Regions from separate parts of the Homo sapiens genome. Here region 1 is linked to region 2. A link is a loop called in an ENCODE intact Hi-C map of the cell type or tissue named here. Cell type or tissue: heart left ventricle. All regions are shown on one strand.

Region 1 (8,000 bases), 71 kb before region 2:
ACGGGAAGAATTTCCCCAAAGCCTCCAGATGGACTGGGCAGCCAGAGGGGTCTGGGGCTCTGGAATTCTCTGCTTAGCTCTGCCACTCACTCTTCCTCCTCCTGCCCAGTCTGTTCTCTCTCTGCACCTTAGTATTCCTGGGTATGAAATGAGGATAAATATTTGTCTATGAGATGAAGGTGTTGTAAGGATTAATTGGTTGGTGCTTCGGGAAGCCTTTGAAGATGAAAGACGCTCTCTGCAGATGCTAAGTAAACTCATAACGTGTCTGATTTTAATGAGCCAGGTGAAGCCAGTGGGGATGGCTGGAGATTAACTGTGCCTAGTCCAGAGCCTGCCTGCATGGGCTGGACTGAAAACGGGGTGGAGCTCCCCGCTAGTCCCCTGCGTTTGATCCCATCACTGTTTCCCCTGACTCCTGGCACAGAGCCTGGCACATTGGTTCTCTAGAAATATATGCAGAAGGTAGTGAGTTAGAATTTAACCTAGCCTCTCATGTCGCAGAGAGCAGGGCTTCAGACTTCCTAAATTATGCTTATTGCCTCTCATTCTAGCACATGGCTTGGTTGCAAGTTACTTAACCTCTAAATCTCAGTACCTCATTTGCCAGTGGGGATAGTCAGAGTCCCCATCTCGAAGGTCTGTGGTGAGGATTTGTCATAAACAGGCTAACAGCAATTGAGCACTTGCTTTACATCAAACACAGGTTCTAAGCATTTTACGCTCATGAACTCAATAAACGCTCATGCAGCAATCCCACCAGGGAGGGACTGTTATCCCCATTCTACAAATGGCAAAACTGAGGCAGAGAGAGATTACTTGGTAGCTTACCCAAGGCCTGAGTTCTTCAGTGTTAGCTAGACCACTGCTCACGAAGTGGAATACTGCCTGTTATGCTTAACAGAGTGCTGGACACATCATAAGTGCACAACAAACAAGTTGCTTGAGGGGTTCTCAGACTGCCTGATTTGCCCAGCCAGGAATACAGGAGCTAGGAGAGAAGGGACCAGAGTAGACAGAGACAGGGGCCCCAAGCTGGGGGAAGTCACCAGGTCTGTGTGCAACAAGCCAATGTGCAGGTTTTAAAAGGTGTAAGTCTGGGCCTGCTCAGGGTGACCACATTTGGGACCCATGATACTTCGTCAAAAAATTTTCCTACCAAATCATGGTACCTCAAAGACAATCTGAGCTATGAGTTTTGAATGCTGACCTATGGGAACTCCTGGGATTGTGCCATGGCTTATGGTGGAGGATCGTGCTGTATGCAGTGTTGCTATTCCAGGTAATTAACAAACCAAGGATCAGAATGAATCAACATACATTAAGACTCTGGCCCAAGCAGTCCTCTGCATCCACCTGAAGAGCCAGAAGGGAGACTGAGACCCACAGAAGAATGATTTCATACTCCAGCGCTGTGACATCACAACCCAGGCTCTGGCATAGGAAGGGAACCAGCTGAAACGTGGGTTGGGGGAAGCCTCTGGTCAGAACAGAAATATCTTCAGTAACTGCTGCTGGTGATAGAAGGGGAAATGGAATTTTGTTTAAATATTATGTTGTTTTGAAAAGTCTGACTAATGTGAAAGTCCCTATTTAAAAAGGAGTTGACTCTACATTGAAATTGGTTGGTGTTTCCACACCCACATGTTGACTAAGGCCTTGAAAAACAAACTTCCTGGTAGATCCTGATGCAAATCACCTGGGAGCAAATGCTTCAAGGTACAATCTGTGAGCTGTGAGCAGATGTGCCTAGCCAAGAAAAATCCTGGGTCTGTGTTTATGAAAAGGCAAACAGATCCCAAAAGGAGGCCCAAGCCCTAGCTGGCTTTGGGCACTGGCCCTCCAGGAAAGAACACACAGATTGGAAGGAGGCCCTAGCACACATCTCTGGGACCCCAGTGAGCCCCTATTTCAGACCCCCTCTCAGAAACACAGAGAATGGGGGAAGAGGGAGGGCCACATGGAGCCCTCTCTTACTGAGCGTAAATGTGTGTCATTCACTGAATCTTTAGCACAGCCCCATGAAGCATGTGCATATTACTATCACAATGTCCATTTTCCTGATGTAGAAATAGGCTTAGGGAGTTTTAAGCAGTGTGACCTATGTCCCAGTTTGCCCCAGAGAGTTTTGATTTACGCTGTTGTTTCAGCATAACTGGTAATAGCCTTTCCCTTCATTCTCATAAGGGCCCCATTTGGACATTCTAGGTTAAGTGACTTGCCCAAATTCACCCCACTAGTGAATGGCAGAATTGGGATTCAAATCCTGGTTTTCCTCTGCTCAGAAAGCAGACCCCAGGGCAATTTCTCCTCATTCACAATAACAAAGGTGGTTCAGGGGCATGATTTCCAAAGTCTCAGCAGCCCTTTGGGAGCTGAGTGCCTGCTCTCCTCTCTTTCACTGAGGGCCTCTCCAAGCCTGTCTGATTGTCTCTCTGTGCAGGAAGGAGCCTGATGGGTGGCGTCAGTGCTCAGCAGACAAACCAAACATGTTCACCAGCACCCCACCTTGCTATGTTTGTTTTGTCTGCTGAGCACGTTTCTACCAGCTCCTCTACAATAAAAATGCAAGATGGGGCTTCCCCATTTGGTCCACCAGCCCAGCTCCCGAGCCCTAGCCTCGGCCAGCACCACTTCAACCGACTGAGTAGACCCCTTTCCTTGGAAGACTGCCCTGGGGCCGGTCCTGAGCTGTCCGGACTTCCATGGCCTCTGTTTCTCCAACACTTGCCTTGAGACACAGTGAGGATTTGTCTGTTGTCCCAAGTTCCTCTGCAACTATCTATGTTTTAGGACCACAGAACTGGTCCAATCCAAGCTCATTTTTCTGGCGAAGAAACTCAGGTCCAGAGACATCAAATGACTTGCCCAAGAGCACACATCTGAAAGTTGAAGGCAAAAAACCAGGTCTCCTGACTCTGAGGCTAGTTTCAAGCTGTGTTAGTTCTCACTTTGGCCTGAGACCGCTTGGTAGGGGGAGACCTCCAGTATACACGTGGAGAAGGCCTTTACGTGATGATGCTTGGATGCCAGAGGCCAAGATTTGTCTGCATGAAACGTCCCTCAGCCCAATTGCTAATATCTCAGGATCAGCAGCAGGGCCTTCATTCAACCACCCACTGAATCCATGTACCTGCCTTTGTGCCAGGTGGTTATGCACAAACACCTCCAAGCAAAAGAAATCACTACTCCTGAGGTGGCCCTCTGTCTTCAGACAACTGGCTGCTAGAGATCCCTTCTGATCATTGAGTGGGAGATGCTTTCCTTTCACCCAATCCAGGGCAAGTTTGGGGCCCCTTCTTCACACCCTTAAAGTTGAAGATTCATAACTACCACTCTTTTGATTGTTCCTCATGTGATGTTGTTTTGGAATATGCATTTGGAGTGCAGACTAGGTGGTCAGACCTGAGATTGAAGCCTACCTCTGCCTTTTATCTGCTGTGTGGCTTTAGGCAGTGGCTTAACCTCTCTGAACTTCAGTTTACTCATCAGAAATATGAGGAGATCATGCTTAGTGTTTACTTCATTGGGTTTTGTGAGGATCACAAAATGCTGAGATTATCTACATTACTGGCTAGCTCCAGGATCTGGCACAGTAAGCTCTTATAAAGGGGAACAATTAATATTCTTACTTTTTTTTTTATATAGACAGCCTCTGTCACCCAGGCTGGAGTGCAGTGGTGCGATCATGGCTCACTGCAGCCTCGCCTTCCCAGGTTCAACAAAGCAGAGGCTCCCACCTCAGCTTCCTGAGTAGCTGGGACCACAGGCATATGCCACCATGCCTGGCTAATATTGTTTATTTTTTGTAGAGATGGGTCTCCCTGTATTGCCCAGGCTGATCTCAAACTCCTGGGCTCAAGTGATCCTCCCTTCTTGGCCTCTAAAGTGCTGGGATTACAGGTGTGAGCCATCACGCCAGGCCAATATTCTCACTTTTCCTCAACTTCATACTGTATTTCTCTAAATGCAGCACCAAAGTTTTTGTTTCTCTGGAAGCCATATCACATGACCAACTTTTATCATGAACTAAAACTTGTGTCCCTTTTTCATACACACAAGTGCTAACACATTTCACCCCTAACATGTCCTCTCACAGTTTTGTTTTGCTTCATTCTCTCCCTCGAGCTTGCAGTCCTTGGACTCTTTTCATCCTTTTAGAGGCTGCCTATCTTTCTGGCCCATCAAGACTCTCTTCTGGATCGGAGATCTGGAGACCAGGGGAAGACGATAACCATGTGAAAACCACGAAGGCTCAGCCGTGTGAGGCTCTTGCCTGCATCTTTCTGCTTTCCCCCCTTGTGGGTCCTTAAAAGCCTGCCCAGCTGCCCAATGAGGTGACCCCTTAGAGCCTGCCTGGCTGTGTTGACGTTCCACAAGCAATTGTCTGCAGAGGAGCTCTTGTGCTCCTTTTGAAGTTCAGTGGAGTGAAGTGTAATCTAAGTGAGCTGGAACACATTTCGATAAAACAGCTTGCATGGCCAGGGCCTCCTTTAGGCAAAGCCATTAACATGGGAAGCGGAGCCGGGCTCAGCTGAGCTTTCCAGTCTGGATTCCCCAGGCCTTCCACTGGCTTTTGATCACAGGACATTAGGATTTTGGTGCTCGGAGGGATAGCTCAGTATAACCCCCTTATACACAGATGAGGAAACTGAGGCCCAGGGAGGGGAAGTAACTTTCCTGAGGTCACATAGCTGGTGAGGTGCAGAACCAGTGTTGGGACACTTGTCCACACTGGCTAGACCCTCCCTGTGCTATACAGAATGGCAGATGGGCAGGGAGGAAAAAGATAGAAAGGACAATGCAAACATGGAAGGGTCAGGTTCCCTCCCTGGAGGATGCCTGGTGGGCCTTGGTGTCCACACACAGGCCAGACTGGCTGAGGAGGGGAGGATAAGAGCATAAGTCTGATGAGTCCTCACAACTTTTTCAAAGCACATTTGCATTGTTGGTCTCAATTGAGTCCCATAACACCAGGAGGAACTCAACAAGCCGGGCTGGTGTCTTGCTGATGGGGAGTCTACCAGAAAGGTGAATTGACCTGCTCAAGGTCCCAAAGAGCAGGTGGGATGCTTCCATGGGAGTGTTTTGCCCTGGAAAATGGCTTTAAAATCACTTGGGTAATATATGGGAAGTAACAGAATCAACTTTGTAAGGTTGTTGTGAGGATTAAATAAGTGCTTAGAATTGTGGCTCAGTAGGGCTGGCTTCTGTCATCACCATCATCACCACCATCACTATCACCACTATCATTACCAACACCACCACCACAACCACCCCATCATCACCACCACCACCACCATCACCATCACAACCACCATCACTACTACCACTATCATTACCAGCATCATCACCATCACCACCACCACCATCATCACCACCACCACCATCATCAACACATCACGACCACCACCACCACCATCACGACCACCACCACCACCATCACAGCCACCATCACCACCATCACAACCATCACCACTACCACCACCATTACCATCACCATCACCACCACCACCATCACCAACACATCACAACCACCACCACTATCACCACCATTACCATCACCATCACCAGGACAGCTGTTGTTCTTACCCACCCTCAGGACTGATCCAGCCAGCAAGGCCTACCCTCCCTCCCTTCCCCTGGGAGAAAGGAAAGCTGCTCTAGCTAAAGGTGGCCTCATTGCTGAACTTCTTGCCCAGACTTCTAATCCACTGATCAGAGGACCTTAAGAGTACCCTATGGAAACTCTGGATCCATGGTGGCCCCCATAGTAGGGGAGGTGAGGCTGACATTCTGAGGTGCCCAGACTGTGTTCTGGCTCTCTAGATACCCCTCTGAGCTTCCAGAGCCCCTGAGAAAGGGAAGCCATCCTGTCTTACATGTTCCCCCATCCTTGTTCTCCAGGGAGGCTTCTCAAGAGTAGAGGGCTGCAGAAGGGCTTTCCCTACTCCTGAATGCCAGCAGGTCCCCCAGAACAAGACATGCAGCCAATCCCTCACCACTTGGGGAGTGAGTGGGGGCAGGAAGGCAGGGGGGACCTGATCTTTCTCTTCAGCCTGGGAATCTCTGTGTGCTGCTCTCTGGCAGCAGATGGTTCTTCCTAACTATGTCTGACTCAGGCTGATGTTAGAATGAGTTGGCCTTCCTAGGAATTGACGGGGTGAAGAGAGCCAGGGCCTGCTGGGGGCCCCAGGGGACCCTTTCCATAGACAGAAACAGAACCTTCACAGTTCATCTTTTTGTGTGTTCTGTATTTGAATTCTTCTTAGCCTCATTCTAGTATCTTAGCTTTTTGAGGACAAAATTCAAGGACATTTTCTCTCTGCAAAACTCTTCACGGCAATGGTCAGCTGACTTTTCATTATGTATGCATAAATGGATGGATCAGTTCTGAGCTGGTCCCTCGCTTTGCTGTATCCTAGCATCTCTCCCTCCACCCCTCCATCCTTGAGTGAGCAACACGTTTCAGACCTCATGCTGATCAGCAAAGGTACAGAGAAGACAGAATCCCTCCCTCAAGGAACTCTCTCGCAGTAAACATCACACCTCAGACCACGTGGTGGGTGCCACCAGAGGATGGTACAGGTGTGTGGAGGAAGCAAGAGGAGAGGGACCTGGTCTGACTGAGAAGGTTATAGTCAGGGAAGGCTTCCTGGAGCAGGGGATGTCTGAGCAGAATCCTGCTGCAGGGCTCTGAGCCAGCAGGCATAGGGGGTAGGGATTTGGAAGGATGTTCAAGGCATCCCAGGCCACAGGGTCACCTAAGCCAAGATGCAGAGGCACCAAAGAACAGACAAGCCGGGGCCCCTAGGAGATGAGCAAGCGGAACATGGGGTGTGAGAGGGGAGAGACAGTGGTGGGTGGAGATGGGAGCAAGGCTTCATGTGACAGCTCATCCTGATGGCAGCAGCATCCTTAGTGGAGGCTCATGTTTGTTCAGTCTCTCAATCAAAGCAGCAACATGGTAGGGGCGGGTGGAGGGTGGTGGTCTTTCAAGCCTAGGGCTGAATCCTGGCTCTGTCCCTTGGGGGCTGTATGATGTGGACAAGGCACTTAACCTCTGTGAGCGTTGGCCTCCTCTTCTGGAAACACGGGGATAATGGTCCCTCCCTTGGAGAGTTACTTGGAGAATTCACGAAAGCCCCCAGCAGAGTGTCTAAAACTTAAGAGGGGCTCCATAGAAGCTAGTTAGTCATTCCTTCCTTTATTCATTCTGGTTCTCCCTGCTGCTTGTGTCAACTCTACAGTCAGGTAAGGAAGCGAAAAACTCATTATGTTAATTAGGACATAGGTTTGGCTGCTGTGACAAAGGCCAAAGTAGCATTGGCTCCAACGAGACAGCAGGTCATTACTCTCTCACACAGCAGCTTGAGCATGAGCAACAGGCTGGATATGGTAGCTCCACATAGTTGGGCACCACCGCTCCTTCTCTGTAGCTGCTCTGCCACCTTAACACCCAGCTTCTATCTCAGGGCCTAAGATGGCTGCCCCAGCTCCTGCCACTGCCTTCACATTGTAGCCAGTGGGAAGAAGAGACAGGAAGTAGAGGGCTTAATCTTCCCATTAAAGGCCTGACCTGGCATTTGTACACATCCACCTGAGTGTTCCAGGTCACATGCCATTGGCCAGAACTTGGTGACATGACTATATCTGGCTGCAAGGGAGGTTGGGAAATGTATCTCTAACTCAGGGACACTCAACTGAGGAGACCTTTTTTTTTTTTTTTTTTTTTTGAGACACAGTCTCACTCTGTTGCCCAGGCTAGAGTGCAGTGGCGTGATCTCCACTCACTGCAACCTCTGCCTCCCAGTTCCAAGCGATTCTCCTGCCTCAGCCCCCTGAGTAGCTGGGACTACAGGCATGCGCCACCACGTCCAGCTAATTTTTGTATTTTTAGTAGAGATGGGGTTTCACCATGTTGGCCAGGCTGGTCTCAAACTCCTGAGCTCAAGTGAACCACCCGCCTTGGCCTCTCAAAATGCTGGGATTACAGGAGT
Region 2 (8,000 bases):
GCTCTTCTCTAACTCAAGACCTGTTCCACCACTGGGCTGTGGCCAAATGAGGCAGAAAAGGCCAAATGAGGCAGAAAAGACCAAATGAGGCTATTCTGGGGTTTACAGCTATATTCTTTCCTAGTTCCTCTTCCTCTTCTCCAATAGAACTTATTTTACCTTGCCATATATCTAATTTTTCTGGCCATCCCTGGTAAGAGGAAACATCATTGCCTGGGGCCGTCAGGACATTCAGATTCGGTGGGAAGACTGAGAAGGCAGTATAGTTTAGCAGAAAGGGCGGCACCCTTTGGGATTTGGGATTTTGTGGTTAGTAAGACTTGAGGGTGCATCCCAGCTTAGGCTTGAGCATGCTCTGTGGTACTGGGCACATGGTTGGTTGCCCTTTCTGAGACTGTTTCAGTTTTTCAGTCACTTGCGGGGAGCTTGGCATCTTTGGGGATACCACCAGACAGGATAAGGATGAGGAGTGAAGCTGTCATAAGGGTCCCAGGGCTCATCATTTGGGGCTACTGGTTTGGGCTGGCAGTGGGGAGGAGAGGGTGGGGAGGGGTCCGGGGCCAGAGGGCCACAGTGGCTTCTGCCCAGCACCTAAACAGCTTTTTTACAATGTCAAACAGGGGAAAGGCGGCTAGAGCAGCACATCCCCACTCAAGCCGTTTCTAATGGTAAATATGTCTGCTCTCTCCGCTTGCTCTCACTGGCTTGCTAGGGGAAGGGCTAACCCGCTGGGGCTCCCACTAACTGCATGCCCACTGGGCCCAGCCTGACTGGGCCCCAACTTGCCAGCAGGGCTATCCTGGCAGCCAGGGCACTGGGCCCATTGGGTGACAAGAAACCTGAGTCCCTAAGAGCTGGCCCGGGAGCTTTCATGTTGGTCTCGTCTTTGTTCCTGTCACTCTCCTTCTGCCCTTCCTCTTCTGCTGTCTCCTCCCACACCCACCTTCTAACACCCCACCCCACTCCCAGCCATCTGCTCCCCACCCCCCTCTACCCAGCCAGCCTCATCTTCCCTGTCATGCCCACTGTGCCACCTGAGATAGGGGTGCGATAGGATTAGATGCCATCCCCTCCTTGGGGCTTCTTTCTTGGGTTCTTACCCACATTAGTTCACAGTCCCAGCATCACTCACCATTCTCTCCTACCGTAATGGCTAAGAGCATGGCATGTGTGTTCAGGCAGACCTGAGTTTGAATCCTGGCTCTGTTACTTTCTAACTGTATGACCTTAGGCAAGCTACTTTCCTCTCTGATCCTCAGTTTACTTTTCTATAAAATAACAGTCCTTCCTTAGGGTTGTAATGCTTGAGATAGTGCATGTAGAGCATCTACCTGGCAAGTGCCTGGCACAGCATAAGCACAGAGTAACTTGTGGTTTTAATATTGTGACCTAGAGAGCAAAGGGGTGAGACTATATGGTCCTGCTGCCCCACCCTGCTCTCAAGAATGCCGTCCTGCACAGGTGGGCGGCTATGCCCAGCTTTCTGTCCAGCCTGGGATGGACATTGTGCCAGCTCTGCTATTCCGTATCCTACATCCTTCAGAAGCTATCTGGCCTTGGCATAAGATCTCTGTGCCCCTCCCCCTGCTCCTGGGCTTAGTGGACCTCTTCTTATGCTAAAAGCACTCTTTAGCGGGTGGCTAGCCTTGGAACCTGAACTCAATGTTCCCTACTAGGTTCCTCCCATGGTCTTGGAGAGCCTCAGGAGAGACTAAAGTGGAAATGGCACAGACGATATCCCACTCCAGGTTGGGCTGTTCCACACATGGGCATTTGAGGGACCAGGGCATGGCCAGGGACCCATAGAGTTAGGCTTCTTTTGGAGCCCTGGCCTTCCTGTTCTCATTGGTGACAAGAGTTGGGCCTGAGTGTGGGGAGTCAGAGACTTAAGAAGATGACAGTACATCCAGTACTGGTCTTATTCAATTCCCTTGATTCTGAGAACCATTCTTCTATCTTCCCTAGTGGAGGTCTTGGGATTCTTTCTCTCTAATGGGAGAATTCTAGTCACCCCAAGAGGACAGTATGCACCACCTCCACAGTCTCTGTATCAGGGGCCTTCACTGTTTGAACTAATGGCTTTTCCTTGGACACATCTGACTTTCCCAAGCTACCATTTAAACCTGTTTTTCTCCTGCTGTGAATTCAGAAAATAGGGAGAGTGACCCATCGACACTCCTCCTACTCTGACCTTTTAGTGAAAGGGAAAACTTACCAGTTAAGAGGGAGCAGCATAAGAGACTTAGCTAAAATAAGGATTTAGGTCTTATCTAGCTCTGAGGTTCTCTAACTCTTTCACTAACCTTTTTACACCCTTCCTTCTCCTCTGGATTCTTCTCTTTCTTTTGCTTCTCCCCTCTCCTATACAACATCTCCCCATTAGCAGAGTAAAACAACAAAACAGCCAGCTTATCTCCATCTAGAACTAAAAGGAGGGTTTGGGAGGAGTTGAAGGTAGATTAACCCAGTATGTGCTACCTCCTCTGAGGATGAGCAGTCAGTCGATCCTGGAAGTGGGATCTTTCTTAAGACAGCTAGGCAGCGGGGAAGGGGAAGATAAATTGATGGGTATCCTTCAGTTGCCTTAGGAATGGCCCGGCTCATTCTTTCCAATCCACTTACAATAAGATTGTCCCACCACAATCCCCACCCACCCACCAAAGACATAGTGGAAAGAGGAAGAAACTCCTATCTGTCCCTTCTGGTTCCCTGGCAGCCAGAACCACCCTCACTTAGCTCCCATCCCTCCCTACTGCCCCCCGCCCCACCTCCTCCACCCCCTCGGCACATTCCTGCCTGACAGCTCTGGCTTGTACCTGCCTCACTGCTGTCCACCTTGTTTCAATCAAGTAGGGGGCAGGGAAGTGGACTGCTTGGCTGTACTTGTGAGGGGATGGGGGTTGGGAGTGATGGGAGGAAAGGGGCTGGGAGCCTCCCTTGGCTTAATGCTCCTTCTAAAGCACAGAGAGGCAGCTGAGGCCTTCCCTCGGGCCTCTGTGGTCTCCACTACCCTCAGAGTTTGGGACTCCTCCAGGCTTGTAACCTCATTACCATCCCCCACTTCCCTCCTAAACAGAGACCTGTGCTGTCAACAACGGGGGCTGTGACAGTAAGTGCCATGATGCAGCGACTGGTGTCCACTGCACCTGCCCTGTGGGCTTCATGCTGCAGCCAGACAGGAAGACGTGCAAAGGTAAGGACTTTGAGAGGACAGAAGCAGAGTGACCTTTGGTAAGGGGCTGAGGTTGGGACCAGAGATAGGGTGCCTATTAGGGGATGACACCTCCTCAACCTCCTTCTTATGAAGAACCCAGGACATAGCTAAGGGTTGTCTCCTATCTGCCTGTTTCATCTCAGTTCAAGGGACAGAGAAGTCCAGCCAGTTCCTTAGTGCCCCCTTCCCCTACCCCACCTTGTTTCCCTACTCTCATTCCTATCCCCCATGGGTCCCTAACCCTCTTAGTTAATGGACATGCGATTCACATTTGCTCCTGGGTCTGGAAGGATATTTGAGCCCTGACTGTGTGTGTGCATGAGGTCACAGGTGTGTTCCATAACCTTCTTACCCCACATTCCTCAGACCTTCCCAGTGGGCTCTGGGGAAATGATGTCTACCCCTCGAAAGGCTGTACTGGTCAAAGGGAGAGTAGGATACTAGTTAGGAGGACTGAAGCTGGGTTCAGATCCCAGCCCTGTCTCCTACTAGCTCTGTGATCCTGGACAAGTCACTTAATGTCTCTGTGCCTCAGTTTTCCATAGTGCTCGCCTCATACTGTGTTGTGATTAAAAGAGTGATTACATAAAAAGTACTTAGAACAGTGCTTGGCAAATGGAAACACTTTGTGTTAACTGTTATTACAGTATAGTTACCCACATTATGCATTCTGTTTCCCTTCCTTTTAATTAGCCAGGTCTGAGGGAGAATGGGGGGAAAGGGTGGAGGAAAAAGGCAGGGTAGCCATACTGAAAATGATGATTCATTAGGTCCATATCCCCTGGTCACAAGGAGTGGGGACGAGGAGGACTGGGCTCGTTCTTTGTGTCTTTTGGCCCAACAGCTGCGAGAGGAGGGGGGAGGCTAGGGCAGCAGGTCAGCCAGCCAGAGTTGAGAGGTTTCCTGCTGGGAAGAACTGTTGACAGGTATGCTAAGAGTGAAGTGAAAGGCTGCCCTCCCTGCCCCTTCCCCCAACCAGGGGTGAGTAGCCTGGGTCCTGTCTGCCACCAGCTTGGGGAACTTGACCTCAGGAAGGAAGCCATTCACCAGCCCCCCTTTCCCTTACTAGTGCTGAAAGCTGCCTCAGGCCTGAGTCTCTCCAGATCTCTCCCAGTCCAGCCCCTTGCCTGGCCCCCAGCCCTCCCCCATCAGCTACCCAGCCTCACTGGCTCTCCTGGAGGTCCTCCCTGCCTGGCCTCTTTCCCAGCTCCTCCTCCTCCCTAAAGGGCTGCCCGTTTTCAGTGAGTCCCTTTAGACCCTCCACCTCTCCTTGCCCCGCACCCCCCCAACCCCCCGTCCTGAGGGACAGGAAAGAGATAACCCTTACCCACCAACCTTTCAGGGAATGGCCATCAGCTGGAGACTAAGGGCTAGCCTGTTAGGTCAAATGCCCACCTGCCCCTCCTCTAGGTAATTCCCTGAGGGCCTGTTCCTAGTTTTGGTTCCAATTTGTCCCCTTATAAGAACACTCAATCCCAGAAGAGAGGGTGTTACTAATGGCCACAGATCCCCTGAACAGGGAAGAAACAGAGACAGGAAAGAGAGAGAGAGACAGGAAAGAGAAAGAGAAAGAGACAGAGAGAGATCAAGAAGAGGCAGGCCCAGGACTCCTTGATTTTTGCATGTCTCTGTCAGTGAGGGAGGGATCTTTCTCCTTGTTTGTTCTCAGCCTTTGATAGTATCTTTTATCCTGTTTTGTCCTCCTTCTTCAGATATAGATGAGTGCCGCTTAAACAACGGGGGCTGTGACCATATTTGCCGCAACACAGTGGGCAGCTTCGAATGCAGTTGCAAGAAAGGCTATAAGCTTCTCATCAATGAGAGGAACTGCCAGGGTGAGCAGACTCAGCCAAAGGTGAAAGCCTTAGGAGAGGTTCTTGTGGGAGAGCTTCAAGGAGGCCAGAGGGCTAAAGTCTTAGAAACTCAATAGATATCACACAGAGTCTCTAGAGGCAGTGTCATCCTGCAAATTAGCAAATGGTACTCTTTCCCCTCAGCGGACTAGCTCCATATCAAAGCATTCAGCCTGGCAAGGACTGAGGGATGGATTTCACCCCAATTCATATCCTTGGCAGAGTAGGACGTACCTAACCACACATGGTGGGCCCTGACCTAAAGGCACCAGATCTTGCAGTTCCTAATTCCAAGGACTTCAAATAGAGGGGGCAGAGAAGATGGAATGGCATTGTTAAATCACTGGTCCTAGAGCTAGGACATGAATAGGAACTCTTCAGTTCAAGGGGGAAAGCCAAGGCCCCTCACTTGGGTCCTTCACCTGAGCAAGGGTCAAGTGCTCCAAGACAGATTCAGTGGCTTGAATCTTTGCTCTTCCAGATATAGACGAGTGTTCCTTTGATCGAACCTGTGACCACATATGTGTCAACACACCAGGAAGCTTCCAGTGTCTCTGCCATCGTGGCTACCTGTTGTATGGTATCACCCACTGTGGGGGTAAGCTAGTAAGCTTGCACCCCCAGCCACCCTGGCCCCCTCACCTCTTCACCCTCCAATTGAACAGGTCCTTGTGTTGGCTTGTGGCTATGGGCAATCCCTGGATGCATGCACCATGTCTGCATCCGCTGTGACAAAATAGGAGGAATTAAGACAGCTTTTGAAGAACTGGGAGACTGCGGAAACAGCATCCTGCCTCCAAAATTCCTATCTCCCATTCCTATAACTGTCCCTGAACCCCCACTCTCAGCTCCCAAATGACAGTCTCACTGGTTGGGAGGAGTGGAAGGCTTTAAAAAGCTTGTTGGCTTGGCCCCTTCTCGATCATTCCTTTGGGGACAGAGATAATTGGAGGAGGTTTGAGCTCTTCTCAGGCCAGTAGTCATCTTACAGTGCCTAGAATGCCTTTTTAACTTTTTTAAATTGTAAGAATATTTAACAAGAGATCTACCCTCTTAAGTTTTTAAGTGTACACTACAGTATTTATGTGCCTATAGGCACACTGTTGTACAGTAGATCTCTCGAACTTATTCATCTTGCGTAATGCAGGGTACCTGAAACTCTAACCAAAGGCCCTCACTCACTGCCTACTCTCCGGCTCCTCCTCCAACTCCATCGTTGTTTTTCTGTCTCCCTACTCCTTCCCCCAGATGTGGATGAATGCAGCATCAACCGGGGAGGTTGCCGCTTTGGCTGCATCAACACTCCTGGCAGCTACCAGTGTACCTGCCCAGCAGGCCAGGGTCGGCTGCACTGGAATGGCAAAGATTGCACAGGTGGGCAGTGCCCTCTGCTGGCCAAAGATGACACTGCCATTTCAGGGAGCAGTTGGGGTTCTGGAAAGCATAGAGTATCACATTGGGGAAAGGTGTGAGGTGGAAAGGGTGGAGAATGTAGCCATTTTGAGTTAAAGACATGAAATTTGTAGTAAACAATCCCATCATCAGTCTCCATGGGTACAACAATAGTTATGCAAGTAGCTGATTCCTCCAAATTACCCAACTGAGGGAAAGGAATGCATTCATTTGCTCAGGCCTCTCTCCCCTTCCTAGAGCCACTGAAGTGTCAGGGCAGTCCTGGGGCCTCGAAAGCCATGCTCAGCTGCAACCGGTCTGGCAAGAAGGACACCTGTGCCCTGACCTGTCCCTCCAGGGCCCGATTTTTGCCAGGTACATGGGAGGAGGGTGCTGGAGAGCTTTGGAGGAGAAAAGAGGAAGGACTGGCCGTTCAGGCAGCTCCTTCATTCCCCCTGGATTCCTCCAGCCAGCGGGGGTTGGGAAGGCAGGTCAGAACTGTGACAGGCTCCTTTTCTCAGAGTCTGAGAATGGCTTCACGGTGAGCTGTGGGACCCCCAGCCCCAGGGCTGCTCCAGCCCGAGCTGGCCACAATGGGAACAGCACCAACTCCAACCACTGCCATGGTAAGCACCAGCCCAGAAGCCCTGTTCCCACCCTACTCTCTTACATTAATCCCTTATTTTTGTTCTTCATCAATCCCCTGGCCTTCCTTTCTCCTGGATCCTCTTTTTTGCCCTGTAATTCTCCAACCCTGCTCCCTCACTCCCTCTGCCCTAACATCTGATCCCCTTGACTTTCATAATCTCACTCCCCCAGCCAAGCCCCTGGCTTATTACCCAGCTTCTCAACAACCCCTACGGCACCCCCGACCTCCATGGGCATCCCATACTGTGCTGAGTTTCTACCATCCCTCTAGAGGCTGCAGTGCTGTCCATTAAACAACGGGCCTCCTTCAAGATCAAGGATGCCAAATGCCGTTTGCACCTGCGAAACAAAGGCAAAACAGAGGAGGCTGGCAGAATCACAGGGCCAGGTTTGGACTGGGGACCCCATTCCAGTTGGCTGTCTGGCCACTAAATCCTCCTTACCCCTCAGCTCCTCTGCTTCCAAAAACCCACCAGAACCCTGAACTCTAGGCAGAGCAGAGGAAAAAGCAGCTGTAGGCATAGCACCCAAGGAAGTCCCAGAATATTCCCCTCCACCAACTAATTAGGACCCTAGACTAAAACAGGATTGAGAGATAGTTACAGTTAGAGATCTGGGGAGGTCTGTCTGGGCTGGGAGTGAGAACTTTCCAGGGGATGTCCCTGGGGTTGACAAGCCCTCTCTCCCAGGTGGTGCCCCCTGCTCTGAATGCCAGGTCACCTTCATCCACCTTAAGTGTGACTCCTCTCGGAAGGGCAAGGGCCGACGGGCCCGGACCCCTCCAGGCAAAGAGGTCACAAGGCTCACCCTGGAACTGGAGGCAGAGGTCAGAGCCGAAGAAACCACAGGTGGGACTGGGGGCACTGTTGGGAAGAGGACTGGAAGGGGAGGGC

The links. Peaks named below come from ENCODE experiments on the same cell type or tissue, not always from the same donor. Only the 100,000 strongest peaks of a DNase experiment are listed, where the experiment ranks them.
Region 1: a loop joins it to region 2, with 2.3 times the contacts of the local background. A loop is called at or near these places in 2 of 110 quality-filtered maps.

What each region holds. Positions count from the first base shown.
Region 1 is chr6:35,164,255-35,172,254 of GRCh38, forward strand. No RefSeq gene overlaps it. Among named protein-coding and RNA genes, the nearest start is that of TCP11, 27 kb to the left of the region's middle. In heart left ventricle, no CTCF peak of the experiment used is centred here; no DNase peak of the experiment used is centred here.
Region 2 is chr6:35,234,826-35,242,825 of GRCh38, forward strand. It overlaps SCUBE3 (signal peptide, CUB domain and EGF like domain containing 3), which reads left to right. Exons shown (of 22, transcript NM_152753.4): 7 at 3,077-3,193; 8 at 4,927-5,049; 9 at 5,549-5,665; 10 at 6,316-6,441; 11 at 6,718-6,834; 12 at 6,981-7,085; 13 at 7,379-7,495; 14 at 7,797-7,955. All of the region lies in intron 3 of SCUBE3-AS1 (SCUBE3 antisense RNA 1), which reads right to left. Among named protein-coding and RNA genes, the nearest start is that of SCUBE3-AS1, 21 kb to the right of the region's middle. RefSeq lists silencers at 3,987-4,281, 6,418-6,547. In heart left ventricle, a CTCF peak has its summit at 6,457 (motif pointing left); DNase peaks (open chromatin) are centred at 4,266 and 6,436; H3K27ac peaks cover 1,617 bases.